3 separate regions of the Homo sapiens genome follow, and all the other regions are linked to region 2. Evidence: chromatin loops called from intact Hi-C (ENCODE). Cell type or tissue: PC-3. All regions are shown on one strand.

Region 1 (8,000 bases), 140 kb after region 2:
ACACCCAGCTATTCATTTTGTGTTTTCAGACAGAGTCTTACTATGTTGCCCAGGCTGCTCTTAAACTCCTGACTTTGAGTGATCCTCCCACCTTAGTCTCTCAAAGTGCTGGGATTACAGGTGTGAGTCCCCACACCTGGCCAGCTCTGCTTTTCATTTGATGAGGAAGGTCCGTTGAGTGAAGTAGGAACTTGCTACATGAACTGTTCATTGAGGCCGTCACACTGATTAGCAAGGTGGGTGGTGCCCACTTACTTCCGGGCTCCTAGCGTAACAGTGGCAGTGGCCCCTTCTGGTTATGGTTCTCTCAATACTAACCACAAATGGAAAATGAATTGAGAATAAACTAGAACTATTAAAAGTAACCCCCCTCTGCTTTTATTTGGGACTACACAGAGCCAGTTTCTAGTACAACTTATTTTAACTGACAGAACTACGCAAGCATTGGCCTGTTAAGGATGAGTAAACTTCAAGGACAAAAACATCATTGTTATGAAAACATTTATTAGTTCCGCTCACAGGCACCAATCTAAGGAATTTAGAGTAAATAACCTCTCAGCAAATAAACTTACTGAAATAGTAACAGGAAAATGGTTCTAAAATATATACCAAATCATTTTCTTAATTGATGGCTAACTATATCAATTAAATAAAATAAAACTTGCTTTTAGATTTTTTAATTCCCCAAATTAAAATGCCATGAGGCAGTGAAGAGTAGAATTGATACTTCAGGAAAATAAATTAATTAAATGCAAGTCCAGCCATCAAAAATTTTCTGTAACTTAGAGGAAAAGTATAAGTATGGCCTAGAAAATATAAGAGACAGGAGAAAATACCCGGGAGAAAAACATATTTGTAATAGAAATTCATATTATTCACAGGGCACTTGAAAAAGAAGCAAAAATTATTAAATCATTGATACAAATTTTCTTAGTTGAAAACTTGATTTTGGGGATATACCAGAAGAAAAACAATGAAGGGGATTGGACATAAACACATTTGGGTGAAGCATTTTAATTTATGATAGTGTAAAAAAGTCTGTAAGTATACAACAAGGAAAAAAGCTACTCAACAAAAGGAGGAAAATGTGAGGTTAGAATTAGACATCTCAGCTACAATAAATGCCCTTAGATAGTAGGAGTCATGCTTGCAGTTTTCTGTGAAAAGAAATATTCTGAACCTAGAATTCGGCACCTGAAACTCTCATGCACGCATGAAAGTAACAGAAACGCAGCCTCAGTCATGACTTTACAAAGTAATGCATTTCTGCTAAGTGATTACAAGCCAAATGCTCCAAAATTAGTAATTAGCTTTCTTATACACCAGGAATAGCCAGTTGAAAACTGTAATACAAAAAAAAGATATTTTTATTAGGCAATCAAAGTATAAAACAAAATATCTAGGAATATAATGAGAAGTATACACAATATGGTAATGTCCTCTTTTCAGTAAATACTTAATGTTCACCAAGTTCCCAACATTGGGAACATAAAACTGAGTGACACAAAAGAAAATCTGAGTAAACGAACACAGTGCTCCTAAATGGGAAAATTAACAGTGAAAAATATCAGTTCTCCCTCAAATCTATCAGCCTGTTTATCTATCTGTCCCTATGTATGTATGTATGTATGTATGTATGTATGTATGTATGCATGTATCTATCTATCTATCTATCTATCTATCTATCTATCTATCTATCTACCTCTATCCATCTATCTATCTATCTATATTAGCTAAACTCAAACATTGATTATTTTAGAGTTGAGGAAGAGATTTAGAGAGATATTTATGTATAAGAATAAGTGAGACTGTAGCCGGGAAATATTTCGAAAAAAATTAAGACTGATTTTGGAGGGAGAGCACAGAATAATTTTTTTAAATGGCAGAACGTTTATAATTAAAATATTCTAGTGTTGATATGGGCCCAGTACAAAAGAATCATAGTATACAATAAAGTTCAGAAAAAGTATGTGTGTGTGTGTGTGTGTGTGTGTGTGTGTGTGTCGGTATTATTTCAGTATTTGATTCGAGTGTCCTTTCAAATTACTTCGGACAAATATATTATTTATGTTAATGATGTTAAAGTTTGACTACCTGGTTTAGAAAAATAATATCAAAATGGCCAAAAAATATTGGTGAATGTTTCTTTAATCCCTGAGGAGAGAATTCTTTAACAAAACCGTAAAGTTGAAAACCATAAAGGAAAAGACTGATGGATTAAACATCCACGATGGTGACATCTAAGTGTCCAACTACTGCCAACCTCCTCTTTCCATAGGATAGAGTTATTACTGGGAAACAGCTGTCCAACCAGCTACCTTTTAAAAATCTTGCATCTACATGAGGCCACATGAGTATTGCCAGGGCCATGGTGATTATGAAGTGTTTGCCGACCGGATGATAGATATCAGGCCCTGGTGATGTTACAACATGAAAAGACCTAGGTTATAAATCACAGCATGCAAGAAAGCTGCCCACTGACCAGGAAATTGTGACATAGCCACACAATGGAATCCAATTCATCAACAGAATAGCATGAATATTTACCGTGTGGTTATTTGTATTGCTAGGTCATTATACATATGCATCAGTGCAAAAAACAAATTGATATATATCTATAGCCAAACAATAATGAGCCTTTTATATAGAAACTCCTAGGCTAGAAGGAAAGATTAAGACAGAACCCAAAGTACTGCCCACATCTATTTACTGCAAATGATTTTATTCCAAAACACACTCTTACTGTCGTATAAGCAAAGGCCAATTGGTTAGACCCTGATAAGGGGACCAAAGTGAAGGTCTGTGTTCCCTTTGTGACCCAGTTAGCTTTGATCTCATTCACACATCTGGCAAATGGAGATGCTAAACCTGTAGGGTTTATGTGAGGACCAGAAATAACGTTTATGAAATAACTGACACATAATAGACAGTATATAAAGACAGATAAAATTATTGTCATTATTATTAGCAGTGGTGTTATGACAACACTTTCTTGCTAGTGGCTTTAAAAATACTTTTTGATAGAGAGGGTGTATGCACAAGTCATCCTTTCTCAGGACATGAGGCTTAAGTTGGGTATGGAAAAAGAAAGAATACTAATAAAATGGGTTACAGTGACTTTTGGTTGAGCCTTATTTATTTTCTTAGATCTGTTTGAACAGACAGTTGTCATGTGGTTCACTCTGCTTTATGACGGAGGAAGAAGCAGCCATCTTCTTTCAAAGGTGCTGCTATGTTTCAGAGTGGTTTGACTCACACCTATAGCTCAGAAAAGAAGGAAATGATTGTAGTGAGAGGGATTGGAAATGGATGCTAACAAGCAAAGGACTAAAGTCAGGGTCAAAGTCACTTCTTGCTATAAAATTATCTCAGTGTTATTCTCTTTAACAAATGGTTTTATTTTCACTCCCCTCAAACAGCTATGATCATTATTCTGGCAACACTCGGTTCCATTTCAACATTAGTGGACATACCAGGTTGTGGCCATCTTTGGAATAACCCTGCACGCATGAACTCCTCTTTTGTTATTCCTTGTCTTTGTGACTATGCTAGCCATTCACCTACTCCTCACAACAGAAAATATGGGAGTCAACCTTGCTTCGTTTTATTTCAACACACACACACATACACACACACACACACACACGCAGTAAATCACCTAAGTTCATCATCCCACAGTCTCCCCATGCCTACTGCCAGTCTCCAACTCTAGGCCACTCTCATCTCTGTCCTTGATAACTCTTCTTCCTCCCAGGCTGTCCTCACTCAAGTCCATCCTCCATAATGCAGCCAAAGTATTCTTTTGAAAATGCAACTCTGATCAAGTCATTTCCCTGTCTAAACTATGAACTGGTTTTCCGTGTCCGGCGTTGAAAAATCTCACCATACTCAAAATCTTGCTGGCTTTCCTCTCTGACTCACCCTTCACCTTCCTCCCTTACACTGGGCCCCACCCTTATTTAAGTATTTCCTGTCACTTGAAGATGTTGGCTCCCCTTCGCCTCTGGGCCTTTCCACATGCTATTACCCCTACCTGGAACACACTATTGTGACAGCTACAGATTGGCACTTGGGTCACAGACCTCAATACAGATGTGTTTTAGGTTATTTTAGCTGTAACGCCAAGAAATACCAAGAAACACACGTTTAGGCTTAACCCAAATAAATATGAATACTTTCTTTTTCTTTCTTTCTTTTTTTTTTTTTAATGAGACAGAGTCTCGCTCTGTCGCCCAGGCTGGAGTGCAGTGGTCTGATCTCAGTTCACTGCAAGCTCCGCCTCCCGGGTTGACGCCATTCTCCTGCCTCAGCCTCCTGAGTAGCTGGGACTACAGGCGCCCGCCACCACGCCCGGCTATTTTTTTGTATTTTTAGTAGAGACGGGGTTTCGCTGTGTTAGCCAGGGTGGTCTCGATCTCCTGACCTCGTGATCCGCCCACCTCGGCCTCCCAAAGTGCTGGGATTACAGGCTTGAGCCACCGAGCCAGCCAATATGCTTATTTTCTTGACAGCTTCCTCACCCCTTAAGGAGGCATTCACTGGAGTCAGAAGGCGTGGCCGAAAGAAGAAACTCTGCGCTTCCCTTCCTGCCCCCATCAGGCGTAGCTGTCATTCCTATTGGTCCCCACCAAGGTGTGCCCAGCTGGCTTACATGTCTCATTCAGCCTCATTCATTAATCATACGCATCCAAAATTCAAACCAACACTTACAGTATTACACCAAACACTTGTTTTTTTAGTTCCATAAATTTGTGCTATTGCAGCCAATCATCCCACAACCATATAAAAGGAGTCTTAGCACGTGGTTAATAAGAGTTAAGGAAGCCAGGTTCCAGAAGGAATTTCTCAGGATTCCCTCTGATTCAGCATTCTTCATTCCTCCATTCTTGACCTGGCTATGCCTTACACACCCCTGGGCTCTTAGTTTTAAAGCTCTTTTCTGCTCCCCACTGTGGTCGTGTTAGGTTCCCCTACCAAGAGTTGCAAAATCCCTTGTTTCCCAGTAATGTTCTCTGCTAATACTCTGTTTCTTGACTGTGCTCTGAGCTTCCGAAAGGCAAAGAGTGTATTTGTCAAGGTCCCCATTGTATCTACAGAGCCTGGCATGTGGTGACTGCACAATAAATATTGCTGAACAAATAAATAAAATAAATCGTGGCAAGAATAGAGATTGCATTAAAAGTTTATCTCCCCTTTTCCCCTTTATCCCCAGGAGACCCCATCCTCCAGAATTCAAAGAAGAAAGTTGAACCCTTCTCACATTAAGCCTATCTGAAAAGCTGCTTTTAGAAACTCCAGTGCACACTCACACACCATTATATGTTATTTCAGGCTGGTGTAATAATAAAACTGTCAATCCTATGAATAAGAACTGTTTCTTTACTTGGATTCTTGCTCATGTTCGTGTATATTTATGTATTACTAGAAAAGCAGCATTCTTAAGATTCTTAGATTGTTTTGATAAGATATGACTCTACTTTTCCCAGCCTTTCTTATTATAAGAATCTTTAACAAGCTCTTTAAACAGTTCACACATGCTACCTTACATTTTTATGTGATGTAACGTATAGTGAAAATTTTTTAAAAAGATTTTCTTAATATAATGTTTAAATAATAAAATTATTTCTTGTCTAATGATATTTGTGCAAGTAGACTAGTTTTTTTATGCATAGAAGACACACCATTTCTTTAGTTTCGTTGAGGAATAATTATCAATCATTATTATTTATAAGACAAGGCTGTTCTTTTTTAAAAAAAATCTTTAATTTAAAATACCTCTGTATTTAAGAGTGTTAACTACAAGAGCCTTTTCTATTGTCGTTCTTAGAAAAAAAAAGGTTCTGATGTTTGCTAGTCTAATAATTTATTTAATGCCTAAATTCATGTGACCTGAAAAAAAAAGTTTAAAACATTAAGTGAAGATGTGTGGTTCTATGGAGGGCAAAAGTCTTGTGTATAAGACCACAGGTAGCAGCCAGCTCCCTCAGTGGCCATCTCTATCAGCCTTGAGACCACCTCTCCTTACTGATCTTAGCTAGAAAACAGGCAAAAGGTAGCAGCTTCTAGTGACCATTCCAGGCTGCTTACAAACAGGGTGATTCTGGGGGAAAGCAGAACTGGGTGCTTTCCATCTCCATTGAAAAATGAAAAAAACAGAAAAAAATGGACAAAATGAAGAAAGAATATAGAGAATTTCAAACAACTGGCTTAGTCTTGGGCCTTCTTTCCCTGCCCACCCCACACCACCATCTTTTGCATGCCCTTCTCACCCTGCCCTGTTGTCAACCTTGAGCTGTCTTGGAAGCAAAGTCCAAGGGGACAATGGAGCATGCAGGCAAGTTCCATATCACCCCATTTGCCTAGAGCATTTGGTTGCCCCATGAACACAGAATTCCAGTGGACCCACAATGTGTGGGAGTTCAGTGAGGCTCATGGCGAGTACAAGGGAAATGTGTCATGTTTATGACTAAGTGGTCATGCTTCCTGTTCAAACAAGAAAGAAGGCAACAGCATTCTAAGAAACACAAACAACCAAGGGATCTTAAAGTATCCTTTCTCACTCCTGTCACTTCCTTGTAATAACCAACCAATTACATGGAAAACGATGACATTGAAGGAAAGGGAAAAATAGGGAAACCTACAGATCTTTTTTCTTTCTGTTTTTAGAAAGCACATCAACAAGCCAAATGTAGAAAGCATCGGTAAAATGTGCAAATATAAAGAAATAAAAAAGAGTTGAGTTAGTGTTGTGTGGCGTTCACACTGTTCTGGTGAGAATGAAATACATATGCGCATACAAGGTACAGAACGTGAATTTATGAATTGTGTAATTTTGGTGATTCGGCAGAAGAGTTACATGTTCTTATATTTGCCTCTAAAACTTGCACTGAACAATGGTACAATTCATGCTCATAATTAAAACTTTTAATTTTTCTTTACTTTAGAACTACATTAAATAGCAAATAAATAACAACATGGCAAGTCAAGAGAGATCATGGAAAAAAGGAAAAGGCTTCATATTTAGTATCTTTAATGGCATATTTTCTGTTTTTGTTTTTGTTTTTTCTTTTTTTGAGCAAGAGTCCTGCATTTTCATTTTGCCTTGAGTCCTGCAATCATGTAGCTGGCCCTGCTTCCAAGAAAAGAGGAAGGAAGAGCCAGTGCTTCACTATGGTAGGCCCTGAAGTGGGATCCAGCTCTCTGGCTTTGCTATGGCTTCAGCCTTCCTGATGTGACTTCCCTTTCCTGTCTCCTTCCCTTGTGACTGTGACTTCTCAGCAGCTCCTGAGCTCTCTGCCTCTTGGCTCGAAGGGACCATACTTACACTGATGCTAGAGCACACCCTTTATTCCTGGGTCCAGTTGTTGACGTAGCAACTTCAAATGGACACAGAGATCTCTGGACATTTTCTGTTTATGTATTTATTTATTCACTAAGCATATATTAAGAACTTGTAATATGCCTAGCACTGTCCTATGCCAACTGCTATGAATTGAATTATGTCCCTTCAAAACTCACATATTGAAGCCCTAACCCCAGGACAATGGTATTTGGAGATGGGGCCTTTGGTAAGTTATCAGGTTTAAGTGACATCATGAGGGCAGGGTCCTCGGTAAAATTAGTACTGTTGTAGGTACTGGGGGTAGAACACTACATTATCATTCCAAAAGAGGTCCCTACCTTCTGAAACTAGATTATCCAAATCTTGGGAACTATAATACAGATTTCCATGAAAAACAAGGATTATGTTTCCAGAGAGCTCTTGACAGCTGAGCCAAAAGGAAGAAAGCAGAGAGAACTGTGGGCAGTTCTCTTATAAGACAGGGCTGTTCTGAAATAATTTCTGATTTCATTTTTTAAAAATGCTTAAAAGTACATACTAATTTGTGTAGTGGAAGGTTTATTATTCCCATGGCAGTGAAGATCAAGAGCTACCTCTGTGTTATAATTTAAAATATATTGCTTTGGAGTGTTTTCTGTAGATGCCTGGAATATTTTTA
Region 2 (8,000 bases):
AGTGCTGGGACTACAGGTGTGAGCCACCACACTCGGCCTGCTAATTTTTAATTTTTTGTGAAGACAGGGTCTTGCTACGTTGCCTAGGCTGGTCTCAAACTCCTGGGCTAAAATAATCCTCCTGACTTGGCTTCCCAAAATGCTGAGATTACAGGCGCGAGCCACCATGCCCAGCCAGGTCAGTCTTTTCAACAAGTGGTATTCAAAAAACTGGTTACCCATATGGAAAAGAGTAAAGTTGAAACCTTACCTTACAGAATATACAAAAGTAACTCAAAATAGATCAAAGACCTAAACATAAGAGCTAAAACTACAAAACTCTTACCAAAAAAAAAAAAAATAGAGAAAAAGCTTCATGAGATTGAATATGGCGATTTTTTGACATGCATCAAAAGCCCAGAAAACAAAAGAAAAAATAAATTGGACCACATCAAAATTTTTAAAATTTCTATGCATCAAAGGACACAATCAACAAAGTGAAAAGACAACCTATGGAATGGGAGAAAATATTTGCAAGTTATGTATCTGATAAAGATTAATATTCAAAATGTTCAAAGAACTACAACTAAACAATAAGAAAACAAATAACCTGATTTTAAAATGGGCAAATGACTTGAATAGATGTTTCCTTAAAGAAGATATACAAATGGCTAATAAGCATGTGGAAAGATGCCCAACATCACTAATCCTAAGGGAAATGCAAATCAAAACCACACTCCTCACATCCACTAAGGTGGTTACTTTAAAAAACAAAACAAAACAAAACAAAAAAAAACAGAAAATAAATGTCGGTAAGGATGTAGAGAAATTGGAATTTTTTGCAGGCACTGTTGGTGAGAATGTAAAATGGTGAGAATGTAAAATGAGACACTATGATAGTTCCTCAAAAAATTAAAAATAAAATGTTCATGTGATCCAGAAATTCCGCTTCTGGGTATATATCCAGAAGAATTGAGAGTAGAGTCTCAGAGAGATATTTACACACTCATGTTCATTGCAGCATTGTTCATGATACTTATAATGCGGGAACAACTCTAGTGTAGGTCCAATAGGTGAACAGATAAAAAAAATGTGCCGTATACTTACAATTTAAATATTATTCAGCCTTAAAAAGGAGGGAAATTCTGACATTTGCTACAATATGCATCAACCTTAAGGACATTATGCTAAGTGAAATCAACCAGTCAGAAAAAGACAAATTTTCTGTAATTCCACCTACATGAGGTATCTAGAGTAGTCAAATTCACAGAGACAGAAAGTAAGATGATGATTGCCAGGAGCAGAGGGGAAGGGAAAATGGAGAGTTATTGTTCAATAGGTATAGAGTTTCAGTTTTTTAAGATGAAAAGTCTCTGGAGATTGGTTGCTCAACAATGTGAATATACGTAACTACTGAACTATATACTTAAAAATGATTATGATGGTAAATTTTGTTATGTGTAGTTTACTGTAATTTTAAAATTAGAAAAAGCCAGACAGATCTTTTGGTGACAGCAATGGTTGGATGTTGCTTCAAATAGGCCCAGGTTGTAATCCTGGTCATATCACTAACATTAAGCAAGTGGCTGCACCTTGGTTAAGCCCACATCTCCTCATCTGTTAATGCAACATGTGCATTTCCTCACAGGGTTGCTGTGAAGATTAAATGAGATATTATTTGTAAAGTACCTAGCACAAGATCTAGTACATAGGAAGGCACTCAATAAATGTTGTTTCCTTTGCTTACACGTTCATGAGCACACATTGGTGGGAGCCAGTTGGATAGCAAAGGCAATGAGGTTTATGGGGAAAATCTCTTGTAAAGAAGCAGCCACGTGCGTTATGGTCTCTCCCTCTTTGTTTAAGGTGACGGTATGAAGTTCACCTCAGATTCCACTGGTCAGCAATGTTTTGAAGCTGTTCCTGGTTGCTTGCGTGGGACCCTCCTAACTGATGCGGCTGCTAACCTGTACTGAGAGGGAGGCATCTATTCTTCCACATAGAGTTTTCTCAGAAAGTAGTTTTATGCTGATTTTCCACTAGAGATGGGGACTAAGGGAGGCAGGATTATTTACATGTATGGCCAGCATACTGCTGTTTCTTTCCACATCTGCTACTTTCCAATTAATCTCAGAAGTTTTCATTGTGCTGTGTCTTTTGTTGGAAAACTGGTGGTTTCCCAGAAGAGCTAAGTTTCTGTTCTAAAGCTCTACTCAGCAACCTCAGGATATTTGAGAGGGAGATGTGGGTTAGGGTTTTCTGTCTTTCAACCTTAACGTTAAGACATTTGAGAAGAAACCTTAAAGTTTAGAGAATGTGTCTGACCTATTCCCAGGGCTGCTTCATCTATGCTCAGTTGGGTGTCAAATTAAACAATGCTTTGTCTATTGTAGAAGTGTCAGCCAAAGCTGTCCTTGAGTGCCCAGTGTAGCCCTGTCCTGGATAATGGAGTTGGGAGGGTGGAAAAGAGAAGGGGAAGAATAGATAAAAAAAGCAACTTGAATTCTATAATATTCACGGGCCAAATGAAGTCAGTAGCCTTTTTGCTATGTAGAAAGATGACTACATTTTATTAGCCAGGAAATTCTCAAATTTCCAATATCACTGCACTAATAGGAAAGGTATGGTTTCAAAAGCATTCCTAACTCTTTCTTTCTCTATATATTTTTTTCACTTCAGGACCTAAAGTGCCTGAAATAAATTCTACCATTTTATTTTGTTCTCATTTATTTTAATTAATAGGTAGCAAATTGGGTTATCTAAAACATTTTCCTGGATGAGTTTATCAGCTCTATCTCTGAGTCCAGAGTTGTTTAGAGGCCCCTGAGTGGGTGTGTCAAGTGATGCAGCAGAGAAAAGCAGTATAGCCCAGTGCAGGGTCTCCACAGAGTGGCCCATGAACCAGCAGCATCACCTGTGGCTGCAATGTTCAGGTCCTCTCCACACCTACAGAATCAGAATCTCTGGAGGTGGACCCAGAAATCCGTGTTTTAAGAAGCCCTCTGAGTGATTCTGATGCACCACCAATATCAGAAACATGCTTTTACTATCCACAATCCATAATTCATGTATACTGAGCACTTACTCTCTATCTGGCTAGACTCATATATTTTGTCTACTAATTACAACAATCCTTTGAGGCTGATATTTCTCGACAATTTGCATCTGAGAAAAATGAAGATCAAAGCAATTAAATAATTTTTTTCCAACAGATCCATTATATTTTGTTTCTTGGGAACAAGAAGCCTGGCTGTATACGCTTCCTACCAAGAGGTGGAAGGACAGCCTGGCACTGAGCCAGTGGTTTGAGCTTTTCTCCCAGGACCAAATAGACACAATGAATGAGGTCCTATTAGCTATGACTCTCATGATCTCTGCTTCCTAAAAATGTCACTTATTTTTCTTAAGGTCTCAACATATAAGAATATGAGTACACTGTCTGCTGGACCCTTATACTGACTGACAGAACATGATTAAGAGAGGATTTAGTTAACTAATGCCCAGGCTGCACTCAGCATAGAGCATACATATTCTGGACACATTAAATTTTTCCCTGTAATTCCCTCTCCTCCTAATTTTTATTTTTCTGCGTTTTCAGGCTATTTTTTTCTTTCTAAAATGTCATACCAATTCCCACATGTATAAGTTACAACCCACTTTTTTTTCAAGTCCAGTTCTACGTCCTTTAGATCTTTCTTAAATGCTGACTTTGGAAAGTTCATCCTTCTCTCTGCAATACCCATGACCCTTTATCTTCACAATTCAATAACCCTCACAATACCCTCCGAGAGAGCACATTGCACATCACAGGTAATCCAAATTACTTGTTGAATGTAGGAACAAATACAACAGTGAAAAAAATTATACGCATTCTAGAAATATCCGTTTCTTTTAGTGCTGTTACCATATGCGATATGACTGCTATGTAGACATTCTATTTTATATTTTTTCCAGGTACATTCAAAGACTCTAATAGAGAAAATATTCTCCTCTCTAATATTTTATAGGATTTTATTTATTTTACTCTTCATGGTCAAGATCCTCATAAGAATAGTCTACAAATGCAAATGGCAAGTAGGTTCCGTTTTGTGTGCCAGTTTATACTCCAATAGGGTGGGCTGTGAGTCCTTTGCCATTTAACTCAACTGGAAAGCCTTCCGTGGTGCGCAGTGGTGTCTGCCATGGATGAGTGAGCCACAAGCAGCCATTCACAACCCTGTGTTCACCGATCCTCCCATGCAGTTGCCTTCACTTTTTAAAAAAATTATTGTATTTATCTTTCTTTTAACTACTCATCACTATTAATGTACTCATACCTCTCTCAGTGGGCTTTTGCTAGCTTTCTGCTGTGTGCCAGAGTTTCCTTCATGCTGGGTTAGGGAAATCAAGGAAGAAAAAGTCCCATGAGTAAGGGCAAGAGGTGAAATGGCTCAAAGATCTTTCATTGCCTGTTGTGACTTTGCCAGTTCCATGCCTGGAAATACCTGCTCCTCCAGCCTCAGAAGCCTTCCTGCTGCCTGCAGGTGGCACTGACCACCTGCCTGATGCCACTCACATGCTTTCCAAGCCTCAGATCTGGTGCCACAGGATTGCCTTTGTTTACTCCCTGGCCTTTCTCCAACCCCAGGCAGCCATCAGCTCTAGAATGGCATCTGTCTCCTGGTCTCGCTGTGCTGGAGACTGGGCACTTAGGCATTTTTGAATAGATGGATGGCCTGATGGATAAATGAGTGAGTACATAAATATTATAAATTTTGGCCCAATGAAGGACAATGCATCGTTATACAGTTCTAACTGTATCTACCAGTTCACTTGAAAATAATGGATCTGAAGAATGGTGAGGTAAGGGAAATGAGTGATTCCTATTTATTAGGGATTTATTAATCATCTCATTTCACCAACCGACATTCAGAGATCATCACAGGAAAGTGGGAAGCTGGGAAACCTGTTTCTGTCAACTTTTTATTCCATATAAGGATGGCCCATTACATACACATATCCACAGAACATGGGCTTCCTCTAAGAGGAGGAGGGCAATGGGTGCCTTTGGGGCAGGACTTGACTTCAAGTAGCAGCTGAACCTCAGTGATGGTCCCTGGACTTCTGCACGGGAGAAGGAGTTTTAACATATTACGAGAGAGCAATGGGCCCAGGGAGTGAGTCATTTCCTCCTTCTGGCTCTCTGTGGGGTTGGCCTGAGAGGCTCTGATTTGGAATGAATTTGGAGTGACCCCTGATGTGTTCTCGCCCCCCACCAAGTAGCCTTAAAAATATCTTTGTGCCTAACCGGATGTGAGTTAAACTAAAAAATGACTCTGCTAGCCAATAACGTAGGTCGTCAAACTCAGGGGCCGGTGTGCAGCTGGTGAATGATGTTTGTGTTGCCTCACTTACCAAAAGTGCCTCTTGGGGAGGGGAGAAATGTCAAGGAGGACATCTCAGGAAGAGGGACAAGTGTAGCCCTGGGCCAAAGTTTCTTAGAACAGCTACTGAATGAGGTTGCATCACTCCAATTACTGCAATAGTGGGTCCCATGGGAAATTGGAAACCTTACAGGGGAGCCAAACACACACACTCACATGCATGAACGCCCCACGATGGGTGCATTTTGTATTGGGATTCCTTCTGTGTCAGCACCTGACAAGTGCTGAACTTGAAGATTAGCAGGGTCACCATGGCTGCAAAGGTGTGTGTGTGTTTGCAAGTGAGGGTAGATGAAAAAACCACCTGCCCTCAAACACATTTCCATAGTGACAACAGGCTTCGGCGACAATGCACAGGCTTCATAATCAGCTGAGCATATCTCTGGGATAGGCACTGGGAGTATACTGGGGAGAAAAAGCCAGAAGAAGAGAGAGAGCCAGCTCCATTTTGCTAAAAGACAGATTAAATTTCAACCCCTGGAGGAAAAGAAAATGTGAAATTGAAAAATGAAAAAATGCTAAATACAGGGCTTATTTTCCATGCTTGTTGTTATTGTTTAAAATGTGTACCTGTCTTTTGAACAGTTGCAGAATGACAAATGCACATGCTTTGACCCCAGTCCTCCTGGATGCTGCCTGGCACAGCTGGGCATCTCTCTGACCTTTCTTTCTGGACAGCGTGGTGAAGGGGAGAGGGAAGCTTCACCCTCCACAATCTGTCTGATCCAGCACAGCTGCATTTTCTCATTCTTGAGAACTGGACAAGTTTCCTGAGCCCTGGGTTGATATACTGTACCATCTTTGGTGCAGCTGTAATTTTAACAAGGGGAACCGACTTGAACCTCTCTAATCCTTACTCCAGACACCTCGCACTCCTGAGACTAGTGTGTATGCGTGCATGTGTTTTTAAGGGTTTTTCAGCTGTGCTTCTGAGAAAGTGGCTCAGTCCAAAGTTTAAGAAAGAAAAGAAAGAAGTGGGGAGGGGTTTAGTGGCACGTCTGTCTTATTCTGACCACAAGATATTTCAGTAGCTTTTGTATTTACAATAGCAAAAATAATGTTATTATTCTGAGCTCACCTACTGAAGTCTTTCCATTTCTATTGTCTCTTCTGGGGTAAAATGATGGACACTATGTCTCCTTCTCTGCTTTGAGCCGTAGAAGAATAATCCAGAATTAAAAGTATGAGAGGCATTGCGGGAAAGGCTTGGAAATCAATTGCAACTAGTCTCAGAATTGCACAACCAACTTCAGATTTTTCTTTTTTCTCAAGACTTATATTTTGGGAGGGAGCTGTTTTATGAATGGATATAGGCCTGACACACGAAGCGCGTGGGATTTGTCTGAGGGCCTCATCTGGTTTCACTGTGACATCTGGCTCTGATGAATCTGGCATATTGTGACTCACAGATACACAAATAGTAATCCTTGATAGTGACCACTTGTGACTGCCGACAAACAATGTCAAATGTCAGTGAACTGCTGCGGCCGCTGGGCTGAGCTGCTCTGGCCCCTGCTGCCCTGATGTAGAAGGCTCTGAGCTGCCGTCAGGGAAGAGTCACGGAGCTCAGAACCTCCTCATCCCACTAGGACCCCAAGCAGCTTGGCCCTGAGGAATTTATAGTCATGGGTGCTCCCTGAGTGCTCCTCTTAGGAAAGCCCGGTTGAGAGCATATGGCTGCGATGGCTGATGGTCTGGGTTTGAACCCTGGCTCAGCCACACCCTCGGCTGAGAATGTGGCAAGTTGTTTAACTTCTCTGTTTCCTCATCGGCTAAAAAAAAAAAAGGTGAAACAGTAATTAAAATAGCTGGTGTTTATTGAAACTTCCTATGGGTCAGGCATTGTTCTAAGCAAGGTACTAGAATTATTTCAACTAAGATTTAAAAAATATGATGTGCTTGGTATTTTTGTTAATGAAGAAACTAACACATAGCCACACTGATAGTAGGTGTTGGAGCCAGAATTCCTTGAGCTTTTCTGAGACTCTAGGGCAATAGTTTCGAACCAGGGGCAGTTTTGCACTCCAGGGGACATTTGGTAATGTCTGGAGACGTTTTTAGTTACCACTACTAGGGGCAGGAGAAGAGTAATACTGGTATTTATGGGGCTGAGGGCAGGGATGTTGCTTAACACCCTACAGTGTACAGGACAGCCCCTACAGCCAATAATTATCCAGCCCCAAATGCCAACATAACAGGTGTTAACTCATTTAATTCTCAAAATAGCCAGAGAAGAGAAGTGCTATTTTTTTTCCTATTTTAGATATTGGGAAGCTGAGGCACAGAGATGCTAAGCAACTTGCTGCCAGCAGAAAGATAGTTGGTGGCATAGCTAGGAAGCAAACCCAGGCAGTGCAGTGCCAGAGGCCACACCCTCCACCACTGGGACGAGCTGCCTCTACCTAGAAGGGGCCGGAGGTCATTCAGGCAAGGTGGGCAAAGATTTCCAAGTGCAGCAAGTCAAGATCAAGAGACAGCATTATTAACAGAAACACACACTTAAGTCACCTATATTGTTTATAAGCTTTTTTATATTCCTCACTGAGGGCAGAAATTAATAAGTGAGTGGGCACACATAATCATGGATGAGGGAACTCT
Region 3 (8,000 bases), 710 kb before region 2:
GCAACACGCTGTGGTAATTTTGTTTTAAAAAAACTCTTTGTAGAACTTTTTCGGAAATTGTAGCCTTCAGCTCATTGTCCAAATATAGCATTATTAAAATTAATAGAGTTTGAGGAGAATCATGTATGGCAGCATCACTCAGTTGTTACAGGGAGTAAGGCTTCTAGTTTATTGAATGGTTTAATTAATTGAGATTGGGTATAGATTCATACTTAACAAAAGGAACCATGACAAAAATGATTTTCAGGAGTAATCTCTGAGAAGCCCACAAGATGGGAACCTACCTTTATAAAAAATATATACTCACCTTTGTAAGAGCAAAAAATTGTGGAGATTTCTCTTTTGGTTTTAAAAAGTGAAGGAAATAGAATATTTTAAACACTTGTTTTTATACCCTTAAAATTGCAAAGAATGTCGATAATGCTTACCCATTAAAAAATATTTGGAGATTTATTGGGAACGAAAGAGTAGGTGATAGCAAAGACATTAGATTACATTTCAGAGGCTTCTACAAACTTTTGATTAATTAGCACTGATGAGTTAGAATATTCAAAAGTTGGTTTTCTGGTAAATTAAGGCATGGATTGTATGAACCCCCAGCCCCTTTAGTTCTAAAGTTTTTGGCCAGGTAGCTTTTGAATATTTGCCTTTGTGTATGCCTTGATCCTTACGGATTTGGGATTCTTGTTAAAGCAAGACAAAATCTTTTGTTTGAAGATCCTGGTTAAATTTGGAACCAGTTGGCCAGGAGGTTGCCACAGTCTGAAGAATATAGGTCACTGGGCAGTCCAGGAGCAGGTAAAATTAAGGCAGATGTGCCAGCTGCGGCATAATAGCTGCCACCCTCTGGGCTACTTCTTAGGAAAGATTTGGCTGTCTTTGATTTAAAACAAAATTTCTGAAGTTAACATAAATAAGGTAACATGATGTCCAAGGGTAACTATTGCACAAAGAATAAATGCACTTACAACTGTTCAAAGACTATTATGATTTTTTAAACTCAGAATTCCCTCTGACATATAGTGTTTTAAATGTGTTTCGCTAAGAGGTAAAATAGAAGGTGGTGCAAGGAAAGTAAAAGTAGTAAATCCCTAGTTCCTTTAAGATTTTTTCGGCTTTTCTTGTATTCTTAATATATGTGCAGAACTAATGTGTTTTTATATTTTCTATGCCTAACATATTTGGCTAAAATTATCTAAAAGAATCAAAGGCCATTTTGAATATTCAGTCATTAGTTCTAGTAATATTATCTTAATCACTATAATAATTATCAGATGTAACATTTATCAATGATTACTGTGTTATTAAATATCTTACATATATTAAATCAATATTTACCACAGCCCTTAAAATAGTTATTGCTATTATCTCCACTTTCACATGTGGAAACTGAGGCATAGAGAGTTTAGATAACTTGTGCAGGGTCACAAGTCCATGGTATAACTGGGATTCTAACTGAGGCAGGGGGACTTGAGCTCATTGTACTGTATAGGCAGATGATACAATGCTGCATGTTTAGTTTCATTTTCTATCTTTATCCTACTTTTGAGAAATAATTATGTGACCTTTTCCTCTACATAATTTCCCCTTTAGGACTGCCAAGAGCAATTCAAGAGGTATAAACAATTCTGTTGTTTACTCATCACAGGGATCCTTAATTATGACTTAAAAGCAAATTTCCTTCAGAAATCAGGTTGTACATCTTTTGAATAAATCCTTTGGTCGCATATGCTAAAATGGTATTAGGTTCATAAGTAAGTGATGGTATAGTGAAGCAACTCTACCTATTAACAGTTCCATCTATTTAATGAGAACAGTCCTTGAGCAATATAGGAGTTGGGGATGGTTTTAGCTGTTGTGAGACTCATCGTTTCTAGTTTTCAACCTGTATTTCTGGAGTTTGGTAGTGTGGGGACAGAGCTGGGATGGGAAGGAATATTTGGGACATGAGGAGGAGTATTCCAGGGCCTAAGGAGGGGGATAGCCTGGGTAGAAACCAAGTAGACAGTTTTCTAAGTATTCACACCCCATTTCAACCAGAACAATTCCACCTTCTGGTAGTTTTTTGAAACAGGGATTCCACTGCTTAAAACTCATTACTTGTCCTAGATCGATCATCTTGTACTGAAGGACTTTATTGAACAAGAAAGTGGGTTTTGTACATGTGTATGTGTGTGTGTATGTGTGTGTATGTGTGTGCATGTGTGTGTATGTGTGTGTATGTGTATGTGTTTTGGAGAAAAGAGACTGATTTCCTTCAGTGCTGGAAATCATTGTTGTCGTTCCTAGAACTGTGGACCTAAAACCAAAGAATGGGTTCAAATCTACCCAAGGTGGAGGCCTAGGTGGGAAGAGTTTGGGTGAGGCCTGGCATAGCTCCTCTTTGAAGGGACACGCACATTACCTCGCAGCTAAGAGTCTAGCCTGGTGGCTCTGTGTGGAGGTCAGGGCTCTTTAGCTCAAATAAATCACACAGGACTAGTTTATGGAAACAGTTGGATTCGCATGTAGTTACATGTCCTGTTTTGTTCCTAGGGGTGTCCAGTGCAAATCTTGTTGAAATTCTGAGTAGCTGTGCTTAGCACCAACACAGTACCCTGATAGATCTCAGTTCAGGTGCAGGCTGCCTGGGGGGAAAATAACTGAGTTCTGATATGGTACCAATTACTATTATAGTTTAATATTAGGCAAATAATATAACAATGGTAGAAAGCCTGTAAGATGTTAAGTACTGAAGTGAATCTGTACTGGAGACTTGAACAAATCATGTTGATGTATAAGTATGGCTGTGAAATAGGCTGTTTCCTTCTTAAGTTTGCTTCTGGCATTTAGGAAAAGGAGTACTGCTTCAGGGACCCTGCCCAGACAGGAAATGGTACGTGTGCATGCTGAGTGGTGCTAGTGAAATAGGAACATTATACAGAATTATATTAATAATTCATTTGGCCTATTTTTCACCTGGAAAGTATTTACTCTCAAGTGCCCCCTCCTCCTTCTCGCCTGAGGGTGAAAGCAGGTGCGAAATGCTCTGGGTCCTAGTGACACTGAGTAGTCTATGGAGTGGCAGCATTGGCATCACCTGGAAGTTAGAAGTAATAGATTCATTCTAATGAACCAGAATCTGCATTTTAACAAGATGTGTGCACAGGTGATTTGTTTTCCTTAGACCCTTGTTGTCATTCTAATATGAGTCCACTAGATGTCACTCTTGTAACCTGGTAATGGGACAGGATTTTTCAATGGGGATTTGCAAGAATCCCTGAACATGATCATATTATTATTAGATGATTTCCTCCCCATCCTTACAGCTACTGATATACACATTGATTATTTAAGGTAAAACTATCATTCTCTATGGTTCAAAGTCCTGGAGAGAGATTCCTGGGAATGATTTCCATTTTTTTGGATTGGCACTCCTGCCTACTGTCTTCCCTGTTGCATGGGTTAGTCTGTCATTATATAACCTCAGCAGAGAATACACTGCAGATGCTGTGACAGGCTCACTGAGAGAACAGCATCCTGGGCTTCTGAGCACAGCAACACAGAATAAACATACAGATTTGATCTCCGTAGACATTATTGAGAACAGAAAGGAAGCAAGGCTGTATCCTGAAATTAGCATCAGCCTCTAAGATGTGATTGTTGGAGGAAGTGCTGACCTTTCTGAGTGTGTGAGGTGTCTCAAGGGAAGTTTTATAAAGAAGATTGAGTCTGCTTAGGAAATAATGTCCCAAATGTAATCTTGTAGGGAGTTAGTTTCAGCCATGAAGGTGAATATAGGGACATTTACAGGTAAAGTAATATCCTGAGGGAGAAGATATACATTTAGAGATGTATGAGGTTCCTAGGAAAGGTCCTGTTAACAACTGGTTAGGTCTGCATATTAGGAAAGAAGGGTGAAGAGGGTAAGGACTATGCTTTAGAAGATCCGATTTTTTTTTTTGCCGGATGCCTAGCTTGAGAAAAGTTAGTTCTTGAAAGAAATTACCTGCTGGCAAACGCTCCTACCTCTAAGTCCGGCATGGTTTTTCCTCTGTTTCAGTTAACAAGGTTAGCAAACAAGTCATAAAGTAGCAAGTGTTTGTGTGTGCTTGAGTGTGTTTTGTGAGTGTGTGTATTTCCTCTTCTGGATGGGGGGGCATTTATTTACTTTATATCACTAAATGCGTGGCAAATACTTGGTTTGGGTAATTTCAGCCAAGAAAATGGTTTTATTGATGTAAAAACAATACAGTTTTAGCTTACATATAATTTTCTTTTGTTCAAATAATTAAGGTCACCATAGTAATTACTTCTAAGCTTTAGGGTCTTTTCTAACATCATTTATTCTGATGTGATTCCTTATGACCAGAAACAGAATTAATTTTGAAGCATTTTAGTGAAAATGAATTTTATTTTTCTAAAACATTATCTAAAATTTAGATAATTTTTTGACTTCCCTGCGCCACATTGAAAGAAGAAGAATTGTCTTGGGCCACACATAAAATACAGCAACACCAAAGATAGCTGATGAGCTAAACAAGAAAATCACAAAAAAAATCTCGTAATATTGTAAGAAAATTCATGAATTTATATTGGGCATTCAAAGCGTCCTGGGCCACATGCGGCTTGGGGGCTGCGGGTTGGACAAGCTTGATTTAAATCATGGAAAACAAGCCTAAAATGCCCATTCCTATTCTTAGGCACAGTCTAAACATCTACTTCTTCAGTGATAGTATTTTACACACCCATCCTCTTTACTGCTGAATTTTTTTTTCCTTTTTCTTTTCACTTGTTGCTGCTGAGACTCAACTTGCTAGAGATAGCAGCACATTTAGGTGTAGTGTTTAAAAGCATGCATGAGCTTTGGAGTCAGACAGACCTTGGCACATTGCTTCATCTCACTGATCCTTAATTTCTTCATGTATAAAATAGGTATATTACTACCTGGTGACAAGTCACAGGACAGTGCATTTAAAATATGTGGCATAGGGTCTGGCACATAGCATATGTTCAGTAGCCGGTAGCTGTGACTGCCAGTACTACACGAGCTCAGAGACCGCAGGCCTGCTGCTATCTTTATCTCCCAGCTGATAACCCAGTTCATCAACTGCCAGGAGTCCTTGTTCCTATAGGTTTTGTCCACCAGAGTGGAGCTCTGGGTCATGGAGAAGTCTTCCTTTTCCTCTGCCTGGCCAATGTGTTCATGACAATGGTGTGGGTCAGTGGGGAGCAGATTGGTAGTCTGGTAGAGGGGCAGGGAAACATGTGAATCCTAGAACAGTAACTGGGAGAGAAGTTCCACACTGAGATTCTCAATGAAAATTTCCCTCATGGTGATCAAGCTCAGTAGAATTGTTAGCACCGTTAGTGTTGTTAGTATAGCCATCTTACAGGCTGGGCCATTTAAACTGCAAATGGCATAGTCACTGATTTAAGCTTTATTTCTAAAGAGAAACAAACTCTTAGAAGCAAACTGCCAAATTCTTATTGAATGTTTGCCACATAAATTCCAGATTGTCTGTTCTTTATTATCTTTATTGGTTTGGAATGACCATTTTTGGTTCAGGGAGGACCTCTAGACTTTGAATAGCTATGACTGACACCTTGGGGTCACCAGAACATTACTTGGTTAGCAGCAGTCTTGGAAAACAACTTCAAGGAAGTCTGAAGAGATCTCTCATCCTGAAAACATCCTAGTAAGAATCTTTGCACTTCCATCATAAACAGCCCCATGGTTTCGCTTGATAATATGCCACTGATGAAGAATGATGGAGATTCTGATGTGACATCACCTGTATTAGTAGTGTGCTGTCTCAAATAGAAGAAGAATACAATATTAAAGAATTAAGAGCATTATGTATCTTAAAAATAAACTCATCTTTCTTGTTAGACTTTTGGAATCTGCATTGGATTTTTTTTTTTGTTTTTTTTTTTTTACATAGTTAAATTTAAGATATATTTCTAGTCATTGTTTAAAATGCATCTCAAGAAACTTTAGAAGGGGTGTGGATTGTTCTTTTTTGCCTACCATGTCATTCCTGTTTCCATTGTAGGAATCAAATCAGTAAGTTCAGTCCTAGTTCAAAGAAGCTGGGAGGCAGGGAACAAAACTTATAATAGTGTTACTGTGTAGACTGCAAAAGAATCTGAGGTTTGTTCAGCAAACATAATGGTGCATTGAGGTGTTGCATTAATGTGGGGGGCCAGAAAATGAGCTCTGTGTGTAGTGAATCTGTTAAGTGGCAGTTTAGGGTTTAACCTAAAAACTGGGAGAAAGTTGATAAGTGCAGAGGAAGCATGAGACCCAATTTGACACAGACCTTGCTAGGGTTATGGTGTCAGGCAGTGGAGGGAGTAGTGACAGGAGAAGAGGATTTAGTGGTGTATTGGATGAAGGTGGTGTGTTGGGCATGGCAAAATCATCCATCCATCTAGACAGCAAATTAACAGTTTTGTAGAAACGTATAGTCCCCAAGTATTTATATGCATATTAGATACGTAAATGCTAAAAGCATAAAAAAAGAATGGATAGAATGATTGGTGGCAAGTAAGTATCCTGATTCCATTTTCCTTTCATAATCTTGGTAGAAGGAGTAAATTAGTAGAAACTAATGGAAACTACTACTGCTGGGTTAGGAAATCTTTAGGAGCATCAGGGTTGGATGAAATAGTGGAATTATAACATTTTATGTACAGAATGATGAAAACAGATTGAATATAATGAAAACAGTAAAGAAAATGTATAAAATAATGCTGGACAAATATATTCTCTGTGAATGAGGAAACACATGGTCAGTATGTAATAATAATAGTATATTTAGTGGCCGGGCGTGGTGGCTCACACCTATAATCCCAGCACTTTGGGAGGCTGAGGCAGGTGGATCACTTGAGGTCAGGAGTTTGAGACCAGCCTGGCCAACATGGCGAAACCACATCTCTACTAAAAATATGAAAATTAGCCCAGTGTGGGGGCATGGACCTGTAACCCCAGTTACTTGGGAGGGTGAGGCAGGAGAATTGCTTGATCCCGGGAGGTGGAGGTTGTAGTGAGCCAAGATCACACCACTGCACTCCAGCCTGGGTGACAGGGCGAGACTCTGTCTCAAAAAAAAAAAAAAAAAAAAAAAAAAAAAAAAATATATATATATATATATATATATATATATATATAAATATTTATAAAATACACACATATATATAATTTAGTGACAGCATCGACCAGTGGCTCTTTTTTTTTAAATTTAAGTTCTAGGGTACATGTGCACAATGTGCAGGTTTGTTACATATGTATACATGTGCCATGGTGGTGTGCTGCACCCATTAACTCGTCATTTACATTAGGCATATCTCCTAGTGCTATCCCTCCCCACTCCCCGCACCCCACGACAGGCCTCAGTGGGTGATAGTCCCCTTCCTGTGTCCAAGTGTTCTCATTGTTCAATTCCCACCTATGAGTGAGAACATGCAGTGTCTGGTTTTTTGTCCTTGCGATAGTTTGCTGAGAATGATGGTTTCCAGCTTCATCCATGTCCCTACAAAGGACATGAACTCATCCTTTTTTATGGATGCATAGTATTCATGGTGTATATGTGCCACATTTTCTTAATCCAGTCTATCATTGATGGACCTTTGGGTTGGTTCCAAGTCTTTGCTATTGTGAATAGTGCCGCCATGAACATCGTGTGCATGTGTCTTTATAGCAGCATGATTTATATTCCTTTGGGTATATACCCAGTAATGGGATGGCTGGGTCAAATGGTATTTCTAGTTCTAGATCCTTGAGGAATTGCCACACTGTCTTCCACAATGGTTGAACTAGTTTACAATCCCACCAACAGTGTAAAAGTGTTCCTATTTCTCCACATCCTCTCCCAGCACCTGTTGTTTCCTGACATTTTAATGATCATCATTCTAACTGGTGGGAGATGGTATCTCATTGTGGTTTTGATTTGCATTTCTCTGATGGCCAGTGATGCTGAGCATTTTTTCATGTGTCTATTGGCTGCATAAATGTCTTC

What was found. A loop is a pair of places that touch in the nucleus more often than their neighbours do. Peaks named below come from ENCODE experiments on the same cell type or tissue, not always from the same donor. Only the 100,000 strongest peaks of a DNase experiment are listed, where the experiment ranks them.
Region 1: it touches region 2 in a loop (7-fold over the local background); 4 of 110 quality-filtered maps call a loop at or near these places.
Region 3: a loop joins it to region 2, with 6 times the contacts of the local background. A loop is called at or near these places in 4 of 110 quality-filtered maps.

Annotation. Positions count from the first base shown.
Region 1 is chr7:41,183,604-41,191,603 of GRCh38, forward strand. No RefSeq gene overlaps it. Among named protein-coding and RNA genes, the nearest start is that of LINC01449, 86 kb to the left of the region's middle. In PC-3, a CTCF peak has its summit at 327 (motif pointing left); DNase peaks (open chromatin) are centred at 388, 3,958, 5,388, 6,438 and 2 weaker places; H3K27ac peaks cover 8,000 bases.
Region 2 is chr7:41,041,212-41,049,211 of GRCh38, forward strand. No RefSeq gene overlaps it. Among named protein-coding and RNA genes, the nearest start is that of LINC01449, 56 kb to the right of the region's middle. In PC-3, a CTCF peak has its summit at 4,494 (motif pointing right); DNase peaks (open chromatin) are centred at 4,540, 5,080 and 6,770; H3K27ac peaks cover 4,180 bases.
Region 3 is chr7:40,326,551-40,334,550 of GRCh38, forward strand. All of the region lies in intron 9 of SUGCT (succinyl-CoA:glutarate-CoA transferase), which reads left to right. Among named protein-coding and RNA genes, the nearest start is that of SUGCT, 200 kb to the left of the region's middle. In PC-3, a CTCF peak has its summit at 3,211 (motif pointing right); a DNase peak (open chromatin) is centred at 3,201.